Regions from separate parts of the Homo sapiens genome. Here all the other regions are linked to region 2. A link is a loop called in an ENCODE intact Hi-C map of the cell type or tissue named here. Cell type or tissue: heart left ventricle. All regions are shown on one strand.

What was found. Hi-C counts contacts between places; a loop is a spot of excess contacts. Peaks named below come from ENCODE experiments on the same cell type or tissue, not always from the same donor. Only the 100,000 strongest peaks of a DNase experiment are listed, where the experiment ranks them.
Region 1: a loop joins it to region 2, with 2.2 times the contacts of the local background. A loop is called at or near these places in 3 of 110 quality-filtered maps.
Region 3: a loop joins it to region 2, with 10 times the contacts of the local background. A loop is called at or near these places in 21 of 110 quality-filtered maps.

Annotation. Positions count from the first base shown.
Region 1 is chr9:93,215,952-93,223,951 of GRCh38, forward strand. All of the region lies in intron 2 of WNK2 (WNK lysine deficient protein kinase 2), which reads left to right. Among named protein-coding and RNA genes, the nearest start is that of WNK2, 36 kb to the left of the region's middle. In heart left ventricle, a CTCF peak has its summit at 2,395; DNase peaks (open chromatin) are centred at 2,450 and 3,940; H3K27ac peaks cover 1,983 bases.
Region 2 is chr9:93,156,730-93,164,729 of GRCh38, forward strand. No RefSeq gene overlaps it. Among named protein-coding and RNA genes, the nearest start is that of WNK2, 23 kb to the right of the region's middle. RefSeq lists enhancers at 85-134, 175-234 and a silencer at 3,384-3,513. In heart left ventricle, CTCF peaks have their summits at 3,408 (motif pointing right) and 3,610; a DNase peak (open chromatin) is centred at 3,392.
Region 3 is chr9:93,957,074-93,965,073 of GRCh38, forward strand. BARX1-DT (BARX1 divergent transcript) reads left to right here. Exons shown (of 2, transcript NR_144455.1): 2 at 440-849. The region is part of intron 1 of LOC124902216 (a long non-coding RNA gene); the gene reads left to right. Among named protein-coding and RNA genes, the nearest start is that of BARX1-DT, 5.2 kb to the left of the region's middle. In heart left ventricle, a CTCF peak has its summit at 6,077 (motif pointing left); DNase peaks (open chromatin) are centred at 1,938, 3,488 and 6,048; H3K4me3 peaks cover 1,332 bases; H3K27me3 peaks cover 5,745 bases.

The sequences.
Region 1 (8,000 bases), 59 kb after region 2:
GAGATTTACTTTTTACCGCCTCTAGTAGGCAGCAGAATAAGAGCAAATCATATTAACCCCGTCTGGAATTGAACTGATTCAAAGCTGTGTTTCAGCCCCTGTGAGGGCTGGTTGGTCTGTTCTGTTTTATCCAGACTTCTAGTATACAGCCCTTCTGGAAGGGCTAATCTGAAAGCCTGCACGTCTACCAAGGCCTCTCTTCCTTGCCAGACTCTGGGCTCTGATTGCCATCTTCCCAGCCCTGTTAGACTGCTGAAGTTCTGCCTTGCTTCTCTGCTTTTAGTCTACTGCTTAGTGGTAATGCTCCAAGGCATTCCTGTCCTATAGAAATGTAATGTGAGCCACAAATGTGAGCCATATGTGCAATTTTCAGCTTAGCAGTCACTTTAAAAGTATAAAAGGAACAAGTGGAAGCCAGGCATGGTAGGTCACATCTGTAGTCCCAGCATTTTCGGAGGCTGAGGTGGGTGGATCGCTTGAGCCCAGGAGTTTGAGACCAGCCTGGGCAACATGGCAAAACCCCATCTCTACAAAAAATACTAAAATTAGCTGGGTGTGATGCTACTGGGGAGGCCAAGGTGGGAGGATTGCTTGAGCCTGGGAGGTCGAGGCTGCAGTGAGCCATGATCACACCACTGCACTCCAGCCTAGGTGACAGAGTGAGATCCTGTATCAAAAAACAAGAAACAAAAATTAGCCAGGCGTGGTAGCGAGCACCTGTGGTATCAGCTGCTCGGGAGGCTGAGGCAGGAAAATCGCTTGAACCTGGGAGACAAAGGTTGCAGTAAACCAAGATCGCACCACTGCACCACTGCACCACTGCGCTCCAGCCTGGGTGACAGAGTGAGACTCGGTCTCAAAACAACAACAACAACAAACAAACAAACAAACAAAACAAAAAGAACTAAAAAAAAACCAGGTGGAATTAATTTTAACAGATGGAATTTAGTATATCTAAAATATTATGTTTTTGATGTGAATCAATATAAAATTATCAATAAGATTCAAAAAAATCTTTTTTTTTTTGAGACGAAGTCTTGCTCTGTTGCCAGGCTGGAGTGCAGTGGCGAGATCTCGGCTCACTGCAACCTCTGCCTCCCAGGTTCAAGCGATTGTCCTGCCTCAGCCTCCCAAGTAGCTGAGACTACAGACGTGCACCACCACGCCTAGCTAATTTTTGTATTTTTAGTAGAGATGGGGTTTCACCATGTTGGCCAGGATGGTCTTGATTTCTTGACCTCGTGATCCGCCTGCCTCGGCCTCCCAAAGTGCTGGGATTACAGGCGAAAGCCACCGTGCCCAGCCCAAAAAATCTTTTAAGAAGATACTACGCCGCTGCCACGTACTGTGCACTTACAGAACATCTCAACCTGTACTGGCCTGATTTCAAGTGCTCATTAGCCACATGTGTAGCTACTGTTTTGGGCCGCACAACTTTAGTGGGAGAAGCAGTGCTGAGTGTGGGGTTTCCTTTTCTCCAGAAGAGTCAGAATGGTGGCATGAGGATGAATGGTGCTGAGGTTTATTTCAGGTATATGTGTGCTGTGTACCTGCCGTCTCGGTTGTGGTCCCCAAGGCTCTTGCCGCCAGTTCTGGGAGGTACTGAGGAGTCAGTTAATGGGATTGGGGTGCAGATGTGGGCAGGGGGGCCTAACCTCACCCCCATGCTGCTTTACCCTTCCATGGTCCTCCTGTGGCCCTGATCTCATGCTGCTGGGGCCATCTGTTGGTGCCCCCACTCCCCTGCCAAGCAGCCTGGTGCCATTCCTGGCTTAGAGGGACACCACAGATGTTTGTGCCTGGGCACATGTTTATTCAGTGGACATCTTGACCTGAGGCCAACACCGGCCTTGAATCCTAGTAGCCTGGCCTTCAAGGTCATCTTAGCTCTTGGTGATAGCTTGGGCCACCTAGGGCCTCTGGGGAGGAAAGGAAGTGAGGCCTAGGTGACTTCATTCTGGGCGTAGGCGTAGAAGACCAAGCCAGAACCAGGGCCTTGTACAGTAGCAGGCACCAGAATGCCCAGCCCTTCCTCATTGCCCAGAGCTACAGGTCTGGGTATTTCCCTACGTTGGGGGGGTGGGGTGGGGGGAAGGGCCTGCCTTCGAGGGGCCACAATATTCCACAGACTGTTAGACCCTCACCCACTGCCACCTTGGGGTGCCCTGAGCCTTTGAACCCTGTGTGGGGGCAGGGCAGCCGCAGGAAGACCCCAGTAGCTTGGCCTCTACAGCTGTCTCCTCAGAATTCTGTGGAACTCCACAGGATTCCACAGGCCTTGCCCTGGGGTGCCCCGCCTGCCCCACCCCACAGGAGCTGTTCTTGATGGTGGAGCTGCTAACCCTGCTGACCTGTGTCCCTGGTGCTATCCAAATCTATCTTTAGGTGTCCCTGCGGGAAGTGGCCATGGGGTGGGGCTGGCCCTTTCTAGAAACCAGATACATGATGTGGTCAGATGCAGGGGTGGCCGCCTGGCCTGTGCCCGCCGGGCTCCCAGTTACCTTGGGTGAGTGCCGATGTGTTCTCCTGGGGAGGAGCCAGGCCTGCAATCAGGAAAGTTTTTGTGGTGGGATGGCCCCATGGGGATTTCTCTTCCTCACTTGTGTGCCCACTGGGAGGGCCCCATTTTCATTTCATCCTGGGGTGGTCGAACCACTGCTCTGGTCCAGGGCCGAGGGTTCGAGCAGACATTTCCCCGTCAGGAAGTAACATCAGTGTTCCCTTGAGAACAGGAAAGGCCTCCTCCTTTGGGGCTGGCCCTGCAGTGTCTGCTGCCTGCACAGCTGCCTGTCCATGTTGGGGGTGTGTGTCTGGGTTGTCTGGCTGTCAGGGCCAGGGCTGCCCCGGCTTCCTGGGGTTTGGTTGTCCTGAGTTGGCTGCACCCCTCTGCCCCAGGGACCCCTTGCCTGGCTCTCCCTCTTCCCCCTGCCTCCGAAGGAGAACAGACGGGCGTGGGGAGCCTGGATGTGACAGGTTGGCTCTCAGGACTCATGCAGGGCCAGGGCAGCCTGCTGACCTCTGGCCTTGGAGAGGAGGGTGGCCACCCAGTGACATGGCACCAGGACTTGTGGCTGAGACCGGGGCCAGGCCTGTGTCCCTCTGCCCCTCAGCTGCCCGTGTTAAGCCCACCTGTAGACAGGAGAGGAGGGCACCTGGATGTCCCTGGAGGGGAGGGGCATGGGTTCAAGCTCTCTTCCTCCCTCCAGCCTGATGGCAGGTGCCTTGGCACGAGGTGGCCCTCTGACAAGGTAGCTTTCTGAGCCGTTTCCCCTAAATGTGAATGGTCTGTATCTACCAACACCCCCAGTCCCATTGGTCAACATGCCGTGGGCGGGGCTGGCCACTGTCCTGGAGGGCCTGTGGCAGCCCTGGGTGATGCCCGGCTTGAGTCCCTCCTGCTCCTCTCTTTCAAAAAGTGCACACAAGGACAAATGCTCATCAGTTCTTCTGACCACAGTAGGGATACCTGCATCCAAAAGTGTGGATATGGATCCTAGGGAGGAAGCCCTTTCCCTTTCCCCTCAGAGACCCCTAGTGTTAAGGATTAAGTGTGGATTGTTTCCAAGTTTGTCATTGGCTTTTAGCTGGTGGTCTTCATTTAAGGATGCTGGTCCTTGGGGAGACCCCTGTCCACAGAGGGCTGGGCAGGCGCCTACTCAGGGTAGTGTGGGCCGAGGCTTAGCCCATCTGGGACACGCAGTGCTGAGAGTGGGGTCGCTCAGGTGGAAGAGGCTATGTGGGGGCTCCTTTGCTTTTATGGAGCTCTAGGTCAGCCCTGCAAGCTTTAAAACATTTATTTGGAAATAAAACACCCGTATGCCATGTGCCCAGCTCCACCTGTTGCCACCAGCTTGCCCACCTGCTTCCTCGCTTGGGCTCTGTCATTTCTGATCCAGGTGAGTGCAGGTGCAGATGGTGGCACTGGCCTTGGTGCCCTGCCCTGGAAGCCTGGAGAGTGCAGGCGCATCCAGGCCCCACCCTGCTTAGCGCCGGGCTCCTCCTGGCTGGGACATCACCTGGTGTTGGAGGCCTGGGGACCAAAGGGGATCCTCTCTTCCTCCAGGACAGGGTTCCCTGGCTGCAGGGTTGTTGGGGAGGGAGTCTTGGTTGTTTAAAGTGGTTCCCCCAGGGTGTGAATGAGCATAGGTCCTGTCTGCTTGATCTGCAGTGGGCCAGGCCTCCTCTGGAGGCAGGTGTACCACCCAGAGCCCACGAGGGTGTACACAGGGTGCATATTACTTGCTGAGGGCTGGACACTGTGGGGGATGGGTGCTGCTATCTGCCCACTACACAGATGGGGAGCTGAGCTCAGAGGCAGGGTTAGTGTCTGAGCCTAGGTTCCACCCCGTCTCTCTGATTGGAATAGCTTTTCCTGTTCTGTCCATGCTGCCCAACACCAGTGCAGGACGGGACATGGTAGGAAGGGGCCGAGGGTGAGGTTGGCTGTGCCAGCTGCGGTTCTGGGCAACTCTACCTGTCAGCACAGCCGTGCACTAACCCTGAGGAGACCTCCGACCTTTCCTGTTTTGTGAAGGGGGATGGGGCCCAGTGAGGTAGAGTTGATGACCCTGCAGCCCAGCCAGGAGCTGATGGGCAGAGAGACTAACTGGATGGCGTGTCACTGCTGTTGTTGGGCAGAGGGTTGGGTCTCCCTGAGGCCCTAGCTGGGGAGACCTCCATGGGGTGGCCTGAGGAGGGGGCTGGGGGCTGTCCAGCCCTGGTGAGGTTCCTGTTGGAAGGAAGGACCACATCTGGTCTGTGGACTGTGAGGCTTCAGGTCCCGGGAGAGGCTTTGTGGGTGTGGTGGGCCCGGGGAGTGGGCACCTTGGGAAGGCTCCTGCCTGCCCGTGCTGCCCCAGCATCAGACCCCAGGTGGTCCACAGTCCTGTCAGCTGCACCCTGTCATGGTTCATTGCCTCAGGGGTGCCTGACCCAGCCTGGGTCCCCCTTTGGTCCTCTTCTTTATCTTGGCCTTCATGGCTCCATTCTGTGGTCCTGCCCTCCTCCTGGGCTGCCCACCCATCCCTGCCACGTGGTGACAGCTCCACTAGCATCCCATGGTGGCCCTGTCTTTGCCCACGATGGAGGGTATTGGGTGGGCCTGGGGTGGGGAGGGCTCCTGCAGCCTGCCCTGTGACCGGAGCCCTGCGGTGGGGAGGGCGGGGCCCAGCACAGAGGGCCAGTCCCAAAACTGACCTGCCGTGCTCATGCTGGGCATGGGGGCTTCCTAACAGGCAGGTGGGTGGGGACCCCCGACCTTCCCTGGACCTCCCCTTGCTGCTGGCTCTTATGCTGGGTGCTGGCATGGGAAGCCAGTATGGACCGGGCACCACCCCCATTGCATGTGTTCAGTAGAACCTAGAGGAGTCCCTGGCATGGCTGCCAGCTTGTCCCGGGGAAGGACAGCTGAAGTTTTGTACGTGCTCAAGGGAGCATGGAGAGTTTGTGACAAGGCCATGACAGACTCTCTCCACCCGTCTACTGGCTGACAGGATCAGGCTTTCTCAAAGTTCAACATCCGCACACCAGAAGGTGGACAGAACGATGCTGGGCCTGCCTCCTTCTACATATGATTTACAGTCACCCATGGACACCCCAAGTAATTGGCACAAGAGCTCCATCTGGCTCAGTAACGGAGGCACTTTCAACAAAATTAGTTATCCCTTTGCTTTGGTCAACTATGCACTGCTAATTTATGATAGTGATTCAGTTCTGAAGAAAATCCTTTGGTCCTTAGAGTCTTACGTTCGCAGGAAACTAAGGAAAGCTAGATTCCGATAGGAATGATGTGATGGCAGGGAAGTGTGGCAGGGCAGTCAGTGAGAGGCTTTCGGGAAGAGCCGCGTCGTGTCCATCACCTCCGTGGGAATGGAGGTTGCGTCCTGGTTGGAGCTGGAGACGTGTTTATTCCCGTGTTTAGAAACAGCTGGTGGAGGGCATCAGATTGCCGACATTTGGGTTCCACGGGAAACATTTCAAAGAACATTTTTAAAAAGTCAGTATTTATAAAATGCTGGAAATGGCATCTTTTACAACTGTTTGACCCTATGATGACACATTTTACATCCCAACTTACCCCTGGGGCAGGCAGGCACCTACTTCCTTCTGTGTGTGGGTGACAGGGTGAGTACCGGTGTGTATGTGCGGGCGGCAGGGTCCCAGGTGGCCTTTAAGAGAGTAAAGCTCACTTGGCACCTTCCCCTGCTCCCTCTGCCCCTTCCCACCCCCTTTTTTTGAGGCAGGGTCTTGCTCTGTGGCCCAGGCTGGAGTGCAGTGGCAGGATCTTGGCTCAGCTGCAACCTCTGCTTCCAGGCTCAGGTGATTCTCCCATCTCAGCCTCCCAAGTAACTGAGACACCAGGCGTGTGCCACCACACCCAGCTAATAATTCCTCCCTCCCTTTTTAAATAAAATAGTATGATTTACAAAAGCAACCAGGGGCCAGATATTCAAGTTCAGGTTTTTGCCTCAGAGAATTGTAAACTTCTTGGAGCCCTTGACAAAGAAGACTGAATGTGGGAAGAGTCCAGTGCCGCCGACTCACCCCCAACTGAGCACCTCCTTCCCTGGCTGCACTCATCCAGATGGAGGGCAGCATCTGGGACAGGTCACCGGCGTCAGGGTCCCTTTTCTGCAAAGAAGTCTAGGGGCACATCAGCCTCCGTCTGTGACTCCTCACACTCCTTGGCCACTTTTATTTGGTGGTGTCGGGAAAAATGTTCATCTTTATAATGATGTCCTTTTTTTTTGAGACAGAGTTTCAGTCTTGTTGCCTAGGCTGGAGTGCAATGGTGTGATCTCGGCTCACTACAACCTCCACCTCCCGGGTTCAAGCGATTCTCCTGCCTCAGCCTCCCGAGTAGCTGGGATTACAGGCGCCTGCCACCACACCTGGCTAATTTTGTATTTTTAATAGAGATGAGGTTTCACCACATTGGCCAGGCTGGTCTCAAACTCCTGACCTCAGGTGATCTGCCCGCGTCGGCCTTCCAAAGTGCTGGGATTACCGGTGTGAGCCACCGTGCCCAGCCGTGATGTTCTTTTTAAAATCATGAATTAGAAAAAACACACACTGGCTCACCTGTCAATGCGGTTGTGTATTTTGTTGCTCAAGATGAGGTTAAAGAGGGAACTTGGATTTAAAGGAAGTGAGTTTGTTTTAAGACCAGCAGAGAATGTTGGAGGCAGCAGGTGGAAGAGCTCTGTCAGGCCTCCCCTTTGCTGGTCAGTGGCAGATGCCTGGTGTGGACATCAAAATGGCTCCACTGAGCCCACTGACCACTCACTGCAGAGCAGGCCCAGTGCCTGCCTCTTGTCCAAGTGGCGCCCCGTTGCCTGGCCCTGTAGTGACATAAACCACCCACTGCTCAAACATCATGCCTGCACAGAGGCCACTTCCTCCAGGGACCTCAGACCTGCCCGTGCCTTAGGTGGGGTGGGGAATGCCTTCTTCCCCAGGCTGCCTGAAACTGGAGCTTTTCTTCGGGGGCAGGGGTGCCCTGACTGGTAATTTTTGGCACAGTGTGTAGTTGCATATTTATTGGTTTTCTCATCTGTTGGCTGCGTTCCCATGGGGTTGTGAACAGCCCTTTCCGCACACCCAGAGCCTCCGTGACTGAGCGACTCCAGACAGAGCATGGGGGATGGTGTGGCTTGCTCTGCACCAGCCATTCCTGTGCACTTGCCAAACCCTGTCCTCCTGGAACCAGACCCAGACCCTCTCTCCACTTTGTGGTGAAAGGGCAGGCAGGAGCCTGCTGGCCCCCAGCTTGGGTCGACTGGTTCAAATCTTCCAGACCTGGGAGTAGCAGGGAGGCTCTTCCCACCAGGAGGGCGTGGAGTGTGTGGGGATGCCAAGCCTCCTAGAGCAGTGGGGACACCCTCCCGGGGGTGGAGGGAACAGAAGGGGACACATATATGGTGGAAGTCTCATGCTGTCTTCCCAGTGTGTCCCTGTGGATATCATGGCTTTTGGGTGTGAGCACTTAAGTGACAGGGAGA
Region 2 (8,000 bases):
GAGTGACACAAACGGCAAAGTACCAGTTGCTTAAACAAGACAGTCATTTCTTTACTACACAAATGATGTCTGGAGGCATGCTGTACATGGCTGCGGTGGCAGCTCCACATTCTCAGACACCCATTTCCTCCCAGCTTCCTGCCCTGGCTTTCTCCACGTGTAGCCTCCACCTCATGACCTAAGATAGCTGCTTGAGTTCCAGTCATCAAGCTTGCATCCCAGCCAGCAGGAAGGAGGAAGGGAGGAAGAAAGGTGCGCTCTGACCCTCCAAGACACTTCTCAGAGCTTTCTGGACACTTTCACTCATGTGTCGTGGCCAGAACTTCACCAAGTGGCCATACCTAGCTACAACGGAAGCTGGGAGATGTAGTTTCTACTCCAGGCAACCATGTTCTCAACTAAAGTTCAGGGTTTCTATGCCTAAGGAAGAAAAAGAGAATGAATAGCGGAGGACACTTAGCCATCTCAGCTACACACACCTAATTTCTATAAGTTCTAGTAATATTTAAACGTTTAAACCTTATTTATATATTTTTGTTATAGACTAATCACACAGTATGAAATTCAAAATGGTGTATGGTTAACCTTTCCTTCCCTCTCCTATCCCCAAGGTGCCCAGTGCTACCAAAGGCCATCTAGGCCAGCAGCCCTCAAAGAGGATCCCAGGACCACAGTGCCAGCATCCTTGGAAACGTGTTGGAAATGCAGATTCTCAGGCCCTGGCCTCTTCCACCCCACTGATTTAGAAGGTCTGAGGGTGAGGCCAGGAGTCTATATTTTAGCAAGCCTGCTGGGGGCTCTGATGCCTGCTGACCATCCCCGGGTTGTGCGAAATCAGGCTGATACATCTATCTGTAGGTCTCCCTGGCCCCCATCTGCACCACTCTCACATTTCAGTGAACAACTTTCAGCACTGTTAGTTTTCCCCTTTCTATTCGTTTATTTATTTATTTTTATTTTATTTTATTTTTTGAGATGGAGTTTCACTTTGCTGCCCAGGGTATAGTGCAGTGGCAGGATCTCAGCTCACTGCAATCTCCACCTCCTGGGTTCAACAGATTCTCGTGCCTCAGCCTCCTGAGTAGCTGGGACTACAGGCGCCCGCCACCACGCCTGGCTAATTTTGTATTTTTAGTACAGACTGGGTTTCACCATGTTGGTCAGGCTGGTCTCGAACTCCTGACCTCAGGTGATCCGCCCCCAGGTGATCCGCCCCCTCTTGGCCTCCCAAAGTGCTGGGATCACAGGTGTGAGCCACCATGCCCGGCCTTCCCCTTCCTATTTATTTATTTATTTATATTTTTTGAGACAGGGTCTCACTTTTTCCACCCAGGCTGGAGTGCAGTGGTGTGATCATGGCTTACTGCAGCCTCAACCTCCTGGGCTCAAGGGATCCTCCTACTTCAGCCTCCCAAGTAGCTGGGACTATAGGCACACATCACCACGCCTGGCTAATTTTTGTATGTTTAGTAGATACGGGGTTTCCCCATGTTGGCCAGGCTGGTCTCAAACTCCTGGCTCAAGTGATCCACCTGCCTCGGCCTCCCAAAGTGCTGGGATTACAAGCGTGAGCCACTGCAGCTGGCCCCCACTTCCTTTTTAAACAGCTTTAGTAAGATATAATTCACATACCATACAATGCACCCGTTTAAAGTGTATGATTCAGTACTTTCTAGTATATTCACAGAGTGGTACATCTATCACCACAATTTTAGAACATTTTCATCATTCCTATTTATTTATTTATTTTTTTCGAGACAGAGTTTTGCTCTGTCACCCAGGCTGGAGTTCAGTGGCGTGATCTTGGCTCACGGCAGCCTCTGACTCCCGGGTTCAAGCAATTCTTCTGCCTCAGCCTCCCGAGTAGCTGGGACTACAGGTGTGCACCACCATGCCTGGCTAATTTTTGTATTTGTAGTAGAGATGGGGTTTCACCATGTTGTCCAGGCTGCTCTCGAACTGCTGATCTCAGGTGATCTGCCCTCCTTGGCCTCCCAAAGTGCTGGGATTACAGGTGTGAGCCACCACACCTGGCCGCTTTCTATTTTTAAATTTTGAATACTGATGTTTAACTGTTTACATTTTCAAAAGGCCTCCCAGCCATGCCTGTCCCCACTGCCCCACCCAGGCAGCCATGGTTATTTATGTATTTAGGTCTTCTGTTTCCTTCCAGAATGTCTTTTTGTAGATGTGTGAAGCAAACACAAACATAGGCTGTCTATCCACACGGATGGACAAGGGTAGGGGCCTTCTCTCAGTCCCGCACTTTGCTTCTGTCTGTGACTCTTCTGTTTGGTAACAGAACCACTAGGCAGGCCCCTGGAGGGTCGGGGGGCATCTTGGGCAATAGGTTCTGCTTGCAGCAGGAGCAGGACCACGAAGCTTCCAGTCCTTACAGTCAGACGTCAGCATGGGGCTGTGGGCTCCAGGAGAGTGACATTCCTTCTCCCATACTCCCCCAACAGATCCCCGACTCTAAACTCCAGAACCTGGCTCCTGGCTCCTGGGGGTCCTGCCTGGACTTCCCTATGGCTATTTTATTTTATTTGAGATAGGTCTCACTCTGTGACCTCTGGGTCTCACTCTGTGACCCAGGCTAGAGTACAGTGGCGCCATCTCGGCTCACTGCAACCTCCACCTCCCGGGTTCAAGCGATTCTCCTGCTTCAGCTTCCCAAGCAGCTGGGATTAGAGGCATGCACTACTACACCTGGCTAATTTTTGTATTTTTAGTAGAGATGGGGTTTCACCCTGTTGCCCAGGCTAGTCTCGAACTCCTGACCTCAAGTGATCCACCCGTCTCAGCCTCCCAAAGTGCTGGGATTACAGGCGTGAGCGACCGCGCCGAACTTCCCCTATGGCTCTTATTTGCTGTCTGTCTCCCAAGACTGTGAGCTCGCCAGAACATGGTCTCTGTTTCTCTTTATTGCCACGTGCCTGGGCTCAGCAGGGGGTCTGTATGAGGCACATCCTCACAAATGTTTGTTGAATGAATGAGTGAGTCAGTCAGTCAGTCCCTGTTCTAGAGTTTAGTAACCCTAGAACTTTGAGCACTCACTACATTTCCCTGAGCCTTGGTTTTTTCTGTTGAATGGGGATGAGAATCTTGACCTCACAGGGTGGGGGTAGCATGAAATGAGGAATGGCTGTGGTCTAGTGCTGGACCTGGACCAGGGAAGGGGAAATGTTTTCCTTTCCTTCCCTTCCTGGGAAAATGACAGTAGCCTTGAGCACAGATGCTGGTCTGTCAAGTTTATCATTTCTAACTCCCATGTTCTCAGAGCCCCTCATTAAGCCAGTCAGCCTTGATAACCAGCCCGCGCGGACAGGGAGGGAGGGCAGCAGGCGCGTCCCAGGACTGGGACGACAGGGTTGGCGATGCCTACAGCCGCCAGCAGGGGCCGCAGCGCACCTGGGCTCTGAGAGCAGGCCTGGTGTGGGAGGGGAAAGGAGGTGACCAGGGGCCCAGAGGGGAGGGGCAGGGCCTCGGCCAGAGTGTGGCGGTCTGGCCAAAAGATTGATGGCACAAGCAGCCAAAGAAAAAAAAATAGATCAACTGGATTTCATCAAAATTAAAAACTTTTGAGAAGACAACCCACAGAATGGGAAAAAATATTTGCAAGGATCTTATATCTGATAGGTGACCAGTATCCAGAATATAAAGAACTCTTTTTTTTTTTTGAGACGGAGTTTCGCTCCTGTTGCCCAGGCTGGATTGCAGTGGCGCGATCTCGCCTCACTGCAACCTCTGTCTCCTGAGTTCAAGCGATTCTCCTGCCCCAGCCTCACGAGTAGCTGGGATTACAGGCGCCCGCCACCATGCCTGGCCAATTTTTTTCATATTTTTATTGGAGACGGGGTTTCACCATGTTGGCCAGGCTGGTCTCGAACTTCTGACCTCAGGTGATCCACCCGCCTCGGCCTCCCAGAGTGCTGGGATAACAGGCGTAAACCACTGTGTCCAGCCCATAAAGAACTCTTAAAACTCAACAACAGAAAGACAAACAACCCAACTCACAACTGGGCAAATAATCTGAATAGACATTTCTCCAAAGGAGAGATACAAATGGAGAACGAATATGAGGAAGCTGCTTGACATCATCAGTCACCTAAGAAAAGCATACCAAAGCCACAGCACAATACTGCCCACACCCTCCAGTATGCCGACATTAAAACCAACAGGCAGGCCGGGTGCGTTGGCTCATGCCTGTAATCCCAGCACTTTGGGAGGCCAAGGCGGGCAGATCACAAGGTCGGCAGATCACAAGGTCAGGAGTTCAATACCAACCTGGCCAATATGGTGAAACCCCGTCTCTATTAAGAATACAAAAATTAGCCGAGTGTGGTGGCAGGTGCCTGTAGTCCCAGCTACTCAGGAGGCTGAGGCGGGAGAATCGCTTGAACCTGGGAGGCGGAGGTTGCAGTGAGCTGAGATTGTGACACTGTACTGCAGCCTGGACAACAGAGCGAGACTCTGTCTAAAACAAAACAAAACAAAAAAACAGGCATAGGGCAGGTGACATCCTCCAGTGTGCCGGCATTAAAACCAAAACCAACAGGCAGAGGGCAAGTGTTGGCGAGGACCTGCAGAAGCTGGAACCTCACACATTGCTGGTGGGAATGTAAAATGGTGCTGCCACAGTGGAAAACCATTTTGGAGGTTTCTCAAAAGGTTAAACATAGAATGATCTTTTGACGGCTGGGCACGGTGGCTCACACCTATAATCTCAGCACTTTGGGAGGCCGAGGTAGGTGGATCACCTGAGGTCAGGAGTTCGAGACCAGCCTAGGCAACATGGTGAAACCCGTCTCTACTAAAAATACAAAAATTAGCCAGGTGTGGTGGTGGTGCACGCCTGTAATCCCAGCTACCCGGGAGGCTGAGGCAGGAGAATCGCTTGAACCCGGGAGGTGGAGGTTGCAGTGAGCCGAGATCATGCCACTGCACACTCCAGCCTGGGTGACAGAGTGAGATTCCATCTCAAAAAAAAAAAAAGAATTACCTTTTGACCCAGTAATTCCACTTAGACATGTACAAAAACACAGTAGATGAGTGTTTATTGCAGCACTGTTCGCAATCACCAAAAAGTGGAGACAACTGAAATGTCTACCAGCTGGTGAATGGATGAACAAAATGTGATTTATCCATTCAGTGGAATATTATTCAGCTACAAGAAGCAATGAAGTGCTGATGCAGGCTAAACACAGATGACTTGGAAGCAGCTCAGACGAAAGAAGCCAGACACTGAAGGCCACATACTGTATGATTCCATTTATATGAGATGTGCCAAATTGGCAAGTCTATAGACAGGCAGTAGATTAGTGGTTGCCAGGGGCTGGTGAGGGGATGATGGGAAGTGACTGCTAATGAGTACAGGGTTTTTAGAGGTGATGAAAATCTTATGGACTTAGTGGTGATGGTCGCACAACTTTGTGAGTATACTAAATCACACTGAATTATATACTTTAAAAGGATGAAACTTATGCTATGTGAATTATATCTCGGTAAACTGTGCTGTTCAGCTTGAGAATTTTGTAGCGGATGGTTGGGCATTTCCCTGCAATGCTGGCCTCTTGGCAACCTCCAGGATGTTGTTACGCATTTCTGCCCAATTTCCAGAACTTTTGACCTTTCTAATTCATGTTCTCATTCATTCACCCCATGATTCTTTCTCTGGGCTGGAATGTAATGGCCGATCTGGTGGTCGGCAGTGTGTCCAGCGAGGCAGAGCTGAGGGGCCGGGCGGTGCAGGCAGAGGCAGGGCTATTCACTGTCCCAGGGCAGTGACATGACAGATGTGAATGCAGTAAGGCACCTCTGGGCAGACACCTGTCAGGGACTTGGGAGGGGCTTCCTGCATCCACTGGAGGTTAGACCTGACCATCCTGACTTTTTGTGTCATGTACAACTTATGCACATTTTCAAAACAATTCCAAAGTTACAAACAATATCTCTGAGTAAATTAACATATTCAACAGAATGACAAATTAATGTTGTGTTACAAGTGGCCCTGCTGCAGAACCATCCAAAGCTGTGTCCCTTTCAGTGAGCTGCTGGCAGGCCTGAGGGCCATGAGGAGGGGCATGGGCAGGCCTGGGGGTTTCTGCTGATCCCTGCCTGGAGTTGGGCCTCTCGGGAGGTTGCCTGGTGACCTGTGAGATGGGGTTGTGACTGGCAGGAACCCAGGTATGAACTAAGTGCCAAGTCATTCCAGCAGCCTCCCCTCATGTGGCACAGTGAGGACAGGGACCTTGGGCAGTGGTAATATGCCAACCCGGTCCCAGCATCCCTCACTGTCCAGGGTTTAGGAAGGGTGGACTCAGGAGTTTGGGGTCTTGGGTGCATAGAACTACAGTAGCTGATACAGCCTGGGCCACCAGCTCCAAGCCCTGCAGATATCCACTCTGCCCCCTCAGTGGCCTTGTGGGACCAGCAGTGCCATGACACCATTTGTAGACAGGAAACTGAGGCCCAGGAGGTGAGGTTGTGGCAGTGCCCCCAGACTAGAGCATCTCTTCCTCAGGCAGGTGTGGCCTGGGGTGGCCTTGGGTAGGACTTGAATGGAGGCCATCAGGCCCCCGGGGTCACACTTCCAGTGGCCACAGCCCCAGCACTCGTCTTGGGCTCAGGGGTTGCCTTCAGAGCCTAGTGGAGGCCTTGCTCATTGAAATCCCATCATGATTCACCTCCAGCGGCTCAGGCTCTGCTGAGGACTGGGGAGGCGCCCAGGGTCAGCTGGACACAGTTCTCATGCTAAGACCTGCTGGCAAGGGAGATGGTGACACTTTAATTGAAGGGCGATGGGCCAGGCGTGGTGGCACACACCTGTAATCCCAGCACTTTGGGAGGCCGAGGCGGGCAGATCACGAGGTAAGGAGATCGAGACCATCCTGGCTAACATGGTGAAACCCCATCCCCACTAAAAATACAAAAAACTAGCTGGGCACAGTGGTGGGTGCCTGTAGTCCCAGCTACTTGGGAGGCAGAGGCAGGAGAATGGCTTGAACCCAGGAGATGGAGCTTGCAGTGAGCCGAGATTGCACCACTGCACTCCAGCCTGGTGACAGAGCGAGACTCTGTGTCAAATAAATAAATAAATAAATAAATAAATAAATAAATAAAAATAAAAATAAAATAAAATTGGAGGGTGATTCAGGCAGGGCTGCAAGCACAGATGAAGGTCACCAGAGAGCCCTGCAGGAACCTCTTCTCTCTGCAGAGGTGACTTTTTAGTTGGGATCTGATTGAGGAGGCAGAACCCACAATTGAGTACTGAGGACAAGGGTGTCGGGAGCAGGGAGGGAGATAGATCCAAAGTCCACGGCTGGGCTCCTGGGGTCCTCGGTGCCCTGCCCTGCCATCCAGCTTCTCCCTGGACACTCTGGTGATAGGGCAGTGGAGACAGGGAAATGGGCCCAACTGAGTCGTGGAATGGCCAGGGCTGGGACAAGCCTTTTACACCACAGAGGCTCACCTTCCCCTTGGTAAGCCGCGATGATGGGACAAATTTCCGCCGCCGGGAGCCACCGGACACTGACTCTTCCCTACATCCCCAGGAGGAGGTGCCGGTGTTGTTTCTGCTTTCCAGTTACGGAGATGGCGGAGCCCAGGTTTGAGCTCAGTGGTGGGCAGGGAGCCTAGCTGTCTTGGCTATGGGAAGGTGCCATGTCCACACCATGCCACACATGAGCTGAGAGCAGGCTCGTGTTGCGGCTGAGGCTCTCCCCTTCCCACGGCCAGACATTTGGAGGCTGGGAGGCCTTGTCCTGACAGCCATGCCATCATTCAGGTGTCCCCACACTCAGGACTCATGTTGGAGCCCTGGGCCCTTACGGTGGGGCAGGAAGACGCCAGCCCCGGTGTGGGCAGTTGGCAGAAAAGCAATAAGAATGACCCCTGACCCGGCCAGTTGCGGTGGCTCACTCCTGTAATCCCAGCACTTTGGGAAGCTGAGGCGGGTGGATCACCTGAGGTCAGGAGTTCAAGACCAGCCTGACCAA
Region 3 (8,000 bases), 800 kb after region 2:
CTACCTTACTCTGGTAAGATCCCAGTCCCAAGAGCCCACTGTCTCTCCTTCCCAGTTGTTGCATGACTTTCTGAACTCAGAGTTACCATTGGGACTGAAAGAAGGTGGCCTCAATGGCCGCCAGTTGCTTCGGACTCCCTCGGAGAGTGGTGCTGTGAGCCTACATGGTTCTTTGGAAAGGGTGGAGAGGGGCGCACTAAGAGCAACAGTATCCCACACTGAGCAGGCCTCCTCCTGAGAGACCAAGAGACCAGGAAGCTGGCCCTGTCGCTGTTGGCCAAGCAGCCACTGACATCCTACCTGGCAAATAGAAACAAGCCAGTGTCTCCTGGGAGGCTGGGGCAGCCCAGTCAGGCTCCCCCTATCAACGGGTAGACTCAGAGAACCCTCCCTAGATGAGTGCAATAGTATCACTCAATCCAACCATCTCCTTTTTCAGATGGGAAACTGAGGCCCAGCAAGAGGCAGCCCTGGTGCAGGGACTCCAGTGAGTAGGGCTGGTTTACTATTGCTTCTTGTACAGAGCCATATCAAGCTCCTTTTTCCGGCTTCCTCCCTCACCTCCCCCATCTTAGCAGGGCCCCTGCCCCTTCCTCACCCCCTGGCTTCTGCATCTCCCTAAGGGCATAGCCTAGTGGTGGTTTCTCCCCTGAGTAGGCCCAGCTAGCCTCTGTCCCATCCCCTGTTATTTGGGCCCTAACAGAAGCTACCCAAATTTGAACCATCTCTGCCCCATGCTCAAGACCTGAGGGTCTCACATCCTCAAAATGGGTCCCCAGATTCCAGATCCAAGGATTTGGGGATCACACTGTTCATCAGCTGTCACTAAACTTATTTTACTATGAGCCATCCCCCTGGGGTAGCTTCTTGGTCAGCTTGTGGGGAAGGGGGTCATTTTCAGGATGGAGGCCTCATCTCTAGATTTTGGGGAGTCAAAAGAGTAGTGCAGCCCAGCCCTCACCCCATTCCACAGGTGTGCACCCCCAGCTCCTTGGACTCTGGCCAGGACCATTTCCTGCAGCCCCAGGCCAGCCCTGCAGCATGAGCAGAGGGTGGCTTTGGGAATGAGGCCCTGAGGGCTGGAAGGAGAATGCCCAGCGCCTAGGGAACTTTGGGAGACCGCAGCTGGCTCCAGGGGCTGAGAGAGCCAGGGTCCTGCCCCCGGTCGCCCAAAACACCTCCCTTGTAGGTCTGTCCCTGATCCCCCGGCTCTTGATAGACACAGCCTCCCCGTCGCCCGACCCCAGGGCAAACCAGCAGATAAACCCCTTTTAGGCGAAAATTACACAAAAACGGCGGCGGCGGCGGGGCCTCCTCTGCTCAGGCACTGCCGCGTTGGCGGCCGAAAAAAGAGGGTCCCAGAGAAGGGGAACCCCCTCCCTGTCGAGGACACCGAGGCCCAGAGAGGGGAAGCCTCCTCCCCAGTGGGGTGCAGTCTGGGATTGCAGTCCCCACCCCAGGGGCGCAGCTGCCAGCCCAACGCCTGGGACACACCCCCTCCCGAGGCCTCTAGCCGCCGCCGCGAAAATCCCGGAAACCGTCCTGCTCGCGGCGGGCGCAGTGGAAAAGGTGACCTCAGCGCCCCGGGCCAGCCGCCCTCCCTAGCAGCCGGGCGGCGAGGGGCTCCGGGCGGCAGGGGTTCCTCGGCGCCGCCCGGTCGCTGGATGAGGGGCCCTCGGAGCGCAGAACCGGCCCCCTCCCCACCCATGTTCTGCCCCTCAGACCCTACAGCCCCTTTGGAGGCTGCGGGACAGGGAGGGGACCACCTCATTCCCACAACCGAATCCCCTAAGCATTCAGGTGTAGGTTCCAGAACCACCTCCCCTCCACCCACACCCTTCTCCTACTCCAGCGCCTCCCAGACGGGATTGTGAAATGGCTCCGCGTGCGAACGGGTCCAGGAGCCGTTCGTTGTACAGAGGAGGAAGCTAAGTCTGGAAGGAGCACTCGAGCAGGCTCAGCGGCCAGCAGCCAGCGGCAGGGGGATCGTGCATCGCTTGGAGGGCGCTGGGCTCTCCTCCATCCGCCTCAGCCGTGGGCAGTTTGTTTCCGCTCCCACTTGCAGCGGGTCTGCATCTTAATTGGCAAAACGAAGTTGGGGCCGCGGTGGAGCGGAGGCTTCTTCCAGAACGGTCAGCTCACCTCCGGATGCGGTCGTCCGAGCAGCCGCCTGCGGGGGGTCCCACGCCCTCTATCTAACAGGTTGACGTCCAGCCCCTAGGGGCCCAGGCGGCCCCGGGCCGCCCCACCTCGCGGCCTTCTGCTCCCCGCGCAGCCTTGCGCGCCCAGCCACCCAGCACACGGTCCGTCCCTGGGGACGCGTCGCGAGCGCCGGGAATGGAGCTCGTTTCCTCTTTTCTTTTTTCTTCTTCTTCTTTTTTTTTTTTAAACCTTTGGTTCTGATTGTCCTTGGCCCAGCAGGCTGTTGGTGGCGTTGGTGGTGCTGCTGGGACTGGGGCACCGGCCTTGGCCGCAGGTGTGCTGTGCCCGACAGAGGCCGCCTGGACCGCGCCCGGAACGCCCTGTCCGGGTGGGCTGCGGCGTTCGCCCTGCTTTTGCCCCGAGCCGAGACTGGCAACATCTTTTCTAGCTTCAAAACAGAAAATTTTGGAATTATAAAATTACCCCCTCCCCACGCTTACAGGTCATTATCTCCTGGAGACCACCAACTCGCTTTCTCTTTGGAGAAGCCAGTCTCTGTGACCCTTTCTTTCATGAAAATTTCGAACTCAAATGTGGGCATTCGTTTTGAGTCATTTCAAAGCCCTAGAAGCTCGGGGTCAAATTGTGTTTCGGGTGACAGCGCCTTTAGACACATCCCCCTCTCTTTCCAAGCTCCCCCTCTTGGAGCAATTTACAAATTTGTTCCTTTGGAATTCGCTACTTTATTTTTGTTTTGTAAGTTTTGTTGTTGATTTTTTTAATGTTTAATTTTCTATGGAAGTGTTAGTTTAAATACATCCAACAGCCCAGCGTGGTGGCAAGCGCCTGTAGTCCCAGCTTCTAGGCAGGTTGAGGTAGGGGGATTCCTTGAGCCCAACAGTTCGAGGCTGCAGTGAACAATGATTGCCCCACTGCACAAGCCTGGGCAACAGATCCAGACCCCGTCTCTTAACCAAAATAATAAATAAAAATAAAAGACAGATCCTTAGATAGGAAATAAATAACTCGCTCCTGTGACCCGGAGATGACCCGGTTCTTAGTGGTCCAGGAACCTGAGGCGATGCTCCTGGACTCGCGGAGCCGCCAGCCCGCCGCTCCCAGCCCTCCAGGCCCTGGACGGGTCCCGCCTCCATTTCACACCCACCGCTCGCCAGCCCCGGCGGCTCCCGCAGAGACCTTGCATCCGAGTCCAGTTACGCGAACCAGCGGCGCCTGAGGCCACACCCAGAGCCAGGAAGTAGCCGTCTGGGTGCCGGGGCTCTGTGGGCACGGCCGCGCTGCTGGGCGCGGACTGCAAGGCCGGGCGGGGATGGTGTTTGCGACCCGCACAGGCGCTCTCCCCCCGGCGAGTGTGGACCCTTCGAGAATGCTCCCTTGGCCCAGGACTGATCCCCACGAGCATACAGCTTCGGCCTTCCGAGGAGAGTCAGGGTCGGTGCGGACCGACTCCGCAGGCCCTCCCTTGCCCCATCTGGGCTGGTGCCAGGCCGCAGCTCGAGACCTGGTTTCCACCCCGGGCTCCCACAGAGCCCATGAAGCGCTGGTCACAGCCCCTGGAAGCTGCAGACCCGGCTTTTCGAGGAGCCTCCCCGACGTGCAGAGCCTGAGACCCCAGAGAGCGGCCGGCTCGTGCGGGCCAGAACGCGGCGAGGCGCCCGCGGAAACGACTCGGCTTTTCTTTCTTTTCCCCTTTTCTTTCTTTATTTGCTTTTTTTTTTCCTCTCTTCCCTTCTTCCACCCATTTCCCCCTCCTCTTTCTTTTGTTTTTTTTTAGTCCTCCCCCCACCCCTCTTCTTTCTTTTGTTGCTCGTTCACTCTCGCTCTTGTCTCCTCTTCTGCTCCCGCTCCCCCCACTTTCTGTTCCTTTTCATCAGAAGGACGGCCAAGCCACAGTCCCGTCCTCCTAATAAGAGAAGAGGCCTTCATGCTCGCGGTGTGCCCACCAGGTGCCAGACGCTCTGCAGATTTAATACGTTTAATAGGCACAGAGCTCTTGGAGGGTTCTATAGCCTGTGTAGGGGGTGGGGAATTCTTTCCAGCTTGGGCAGCCTGGGGAGCTAGGCCTGGGATTGGGGAAGGGGTCTGGGCCCTGGCCCCTTAGCCAGGTGAGGTGGACCACAGCATCTCCTCCAGAATGTCTCCTGGTGGCAGGGAGGCCAGGCCAGATCACATTGGCCTGCCCACATTCCAGCAGGGACTCACACTTGCATCTGTCCTTCCTGACACAGGACTCTACTGTGGCTACCAGTCCTGTCTTCACCTGCCACCTCCCCCCTCCACCACCTTGCCAGGACTGGAAGGGAGAGGGGGCTGGGTACTGCCTCCTCCAGCTGCACCTCCCACTGGGTGCTGCTCGGGAGGGGATGGAACAGGGGGCATGGTGCTTCTTTTACAGGCAAGAGTTCTGGGGTCTAGGTGGGGAAAAGGAGGCTACAGCCACACCACCCCTCAGATGCCAGGCAGGATCAGCCTCTGGTACCCTGGCTCCAGGCCAGCCCTCCTGCCTCCTGCTGGTTTGAACTGACTGAAGATGACACACGAAGAGGATGGGACAGGAGCTGGTGCCACCTCCACAGGCACTGGGCTTCCCTGGGCCCCCTCTCCCATGTCACATCTGTACTTTCTGCCTTGTTCCTGCCTCTTGGTGCCAGGAATGGGCTTACAAGCCCAGTTCCCAAATGGCCAAATTCCACATATTTGCAGATTGGCAAAGCACACAGGGGACCTCGAGATGAGCTGGACCCCTGGTTTGCAGACCTCTTCCTGCTACTGCCCTTGAGCAAGCCCATTTCCTGTCCAAGCCTCAGTTTTCCCAAATGAGAAAACAAGAGGGGGTTTTTAGGTGAATCTTTCTCCTTGCTAGTGTTAACAGCTTAGGTCATGGATTGAAAAACTTGTTCTGTAAAGGGCCATATAAGCAAATGTTTTAGACTTTGCAGGCCACATGGCCCTATTGTGGTGACTCAGCCCTGTCTTTGTAGTGTGAAAGTAGCCCTAGATAATGCATAAATGAGTGGGTATGGCTGTGTTCCAACCAACTTTATTTATAGATATGAAAACCTGAATTATATCTAATTTTCACATCGCAAAATATGATTCTTATTTTTTTTTCAACCACTTAAATATGTAAAAACCATTCTCAGTTTGCTGGCCAAACAAAAACAGGCAATGGGCCACAGTTTGCCAATTCTTGTGCAGTTTCAATTATTCTGATAGCACAAATATTGCACTTCCATATCAGACATGTTGCCTTATGTTAACATTTTTTTCTTTTAAATTCTTTTCTCCAGGAAAGCATCTATTAATTTAACAGTATTTGGGACTTAGGAACACAGAATCACCTGACTCATTTCCTACACCCATTTCTGAGTTCTCAACAATTTAAATGTTTCCCTTATTAATACTATACCCAGACACCGGATTGCACAACGTACAATCACCCTCTCAATCCTTGCAACAGCCTTTGGAGTAGAAATAGTTTACCCTGCCTTCCAGCTCCTTGCACACCCCTGGAGACAGGGCGCTCACTCCCTTCAGTGGCTGCCTAACGAACTGCTGAGAGCCCAGTGACGTAGGCTTGACGCCCCTTAAGGGCGAAGGCCACCCCCGGCGACAGTGCTTCTTCCCAACCAGCCATTCCCAACCCCTGGCAATTCCATCTAAATCCTCTCCAGCTGTTGAAATGTGGATGGACAGGGGGCGGTGGCTCTGATTTTCTGGGAGTTTCCCAAGCCTTGAGCCTTTGCAGCTGCCAAGTGACAAATCTTGCAGGGACTAGGCAAAGGGAAAGAATATGACAGAAAAAATAGAGATTATAAATGTGTTGCTTGCTAGAAGTGTTTCCAGGAAATCTTGCTCACAGGGAGGCCTTATCGCCCCGCCCCCGCATCTTCCTTGGTTCTTGCGCCCTCTGCTGGTCATATTGAGTCTTAACCATGCTCACTCGGAACCGTTCCACTTATAAAGGAAAACAAGACTGCATGATCTCACTTGTATGTGGAATCTAAAAAAGTTGACATCATAGAAATAGAGTGAAATGGTGGTTATTAGGGCCGGGATGTGAGGGAGAAATGAGAAGATGTCGGTCAAAGGGTACAAACTTTGAGTTATAAGATAAATTCTGGGGATCTACGTACAGCATGGTGACTATAGTTAACAATCACGTATTGTGTGCTTGAAGTGTGCCGAAAGGGTCGGTTTTCAGTGTTCTCACCAAAATGGTAACTATGTAAGGCGATAGATATGTTAATTAGCTTGATTGTGGTGATCATCACGGTATATACATATACCAAAACATCACATTGTACACATTGAATACATCCTTTTTTTTTTTTTTTTTTTTTTTTGAGACAGGGTCTGACTCTGTCACCTAGGCTGGAGCCCACTGGTGCCCTCTCAGCTCACTGCAACCTCCACCTCCTGCGCTCAAGCAATCCTCCCACCTCCTGGGCTCAAGCAATCTTCCCACCTCAACCTCCCTAGTATCTGGGACTGCAGGTACACACCATGCCCGGCTAATTTTTGTATTTTTGGTAGAAACAGGGTTTCACCATGTTGCCCAAGCTGTTCTCCAGAACTCCTGAGCTCAAGCAATCTACCTGCCTTGGCCTCCCAAAGTGCTGGAATTACAGGTATGAGCCACCATGCCCAGCCATATATACAATTTTTATTTGCCAATTATACTTCAGTAAAGCTGAGGGAAATTTTTTTTTTAAAAAAAGAAAAATAATCCAGTATTTACTTTCCCTCTCTATGTATCAAACACCTTGCTGGTTGCTGAAGATACAAAGAAAAAGGCATCTTATCTGCCCACGGGAAGTGCAGTTTAACCATGCAGAGACGTACAAATGTGCTCACAGCCAGTGGCAAAGACACAGCACGCAGAAGGTGGTGGACACAGCAGGAGGGAGCATGCCATGGAGCAGAGGCGTGCGGGAGGCCCTCAGTCCCGGGGGTGGGGAGCTTCCAGACATACACAGTGAGCTCATGGCTTCCACTGTGGGGTGTTGGTGTTGCGCTCAGCAGGCCAGACAGCACAGGTTGGATTTTAAATGTTTGGATACTTTTAGAGCCAGCTACTTCTGACCTTCAGGGACTTAAGAGGCTGAGCTCTGTGCCCCGTATTGAAGCCCATGGGGATGCTCTCTGGGCCTGCTACTGAAAAGGGATGTCTGTCTCTCAGTACAGTTGTGGGTTCCACTGCACTCCCCAACCTGGAAAAGCCCTAGTCAGTCTTCTAGAGAGCACACCCTCTGTGCAAGGCCTTGTGCCCCATGTTACATGATCTCATTTAAACTTATGTCTTCCACTGTAGGAGACTGGCAATTTTACCCTTAATTTACTAACAAGGAAACTGAGGCACAGAGGGGTGACCTCATTTGCCTGAGAGGTGGAGCTGGGATTGGAACCAGTGCTCCCTCCACAGTATCACAATGACCTTTTTGGGGTCCTTCACCTTCTGACTTAACCCCTACTTTCCCTCGCTGATTGCCACTGAGACAGACCTATAGCTCCAGCTGCCCAAAGGTCACCCGCACACCACGCTCACTGTGTCCAGATCTGGACTTACTGTTACCCACCTCATCCTGCTCTGAGTGGAGAAGATGGACTGGAGCAGCCATCCCCTGCAGACACAGCTCACTGACCAGGGAGTGCCCTGGGAGGCAGCCCTGTTCCTACCCAAGCACGAACAGCAGGCAAGGCATCTCCAGTCAAAGGGCAGGGCCCTGTGGACTCAGTTCTGGTCAGGACACCCATGGTACTGGGCTCCTTCCATAGGTTGGCCCTGTGCTGGTCCCAACCCCATCCCATTCTGGCTCAGTCTAGGAGAGCAGGAC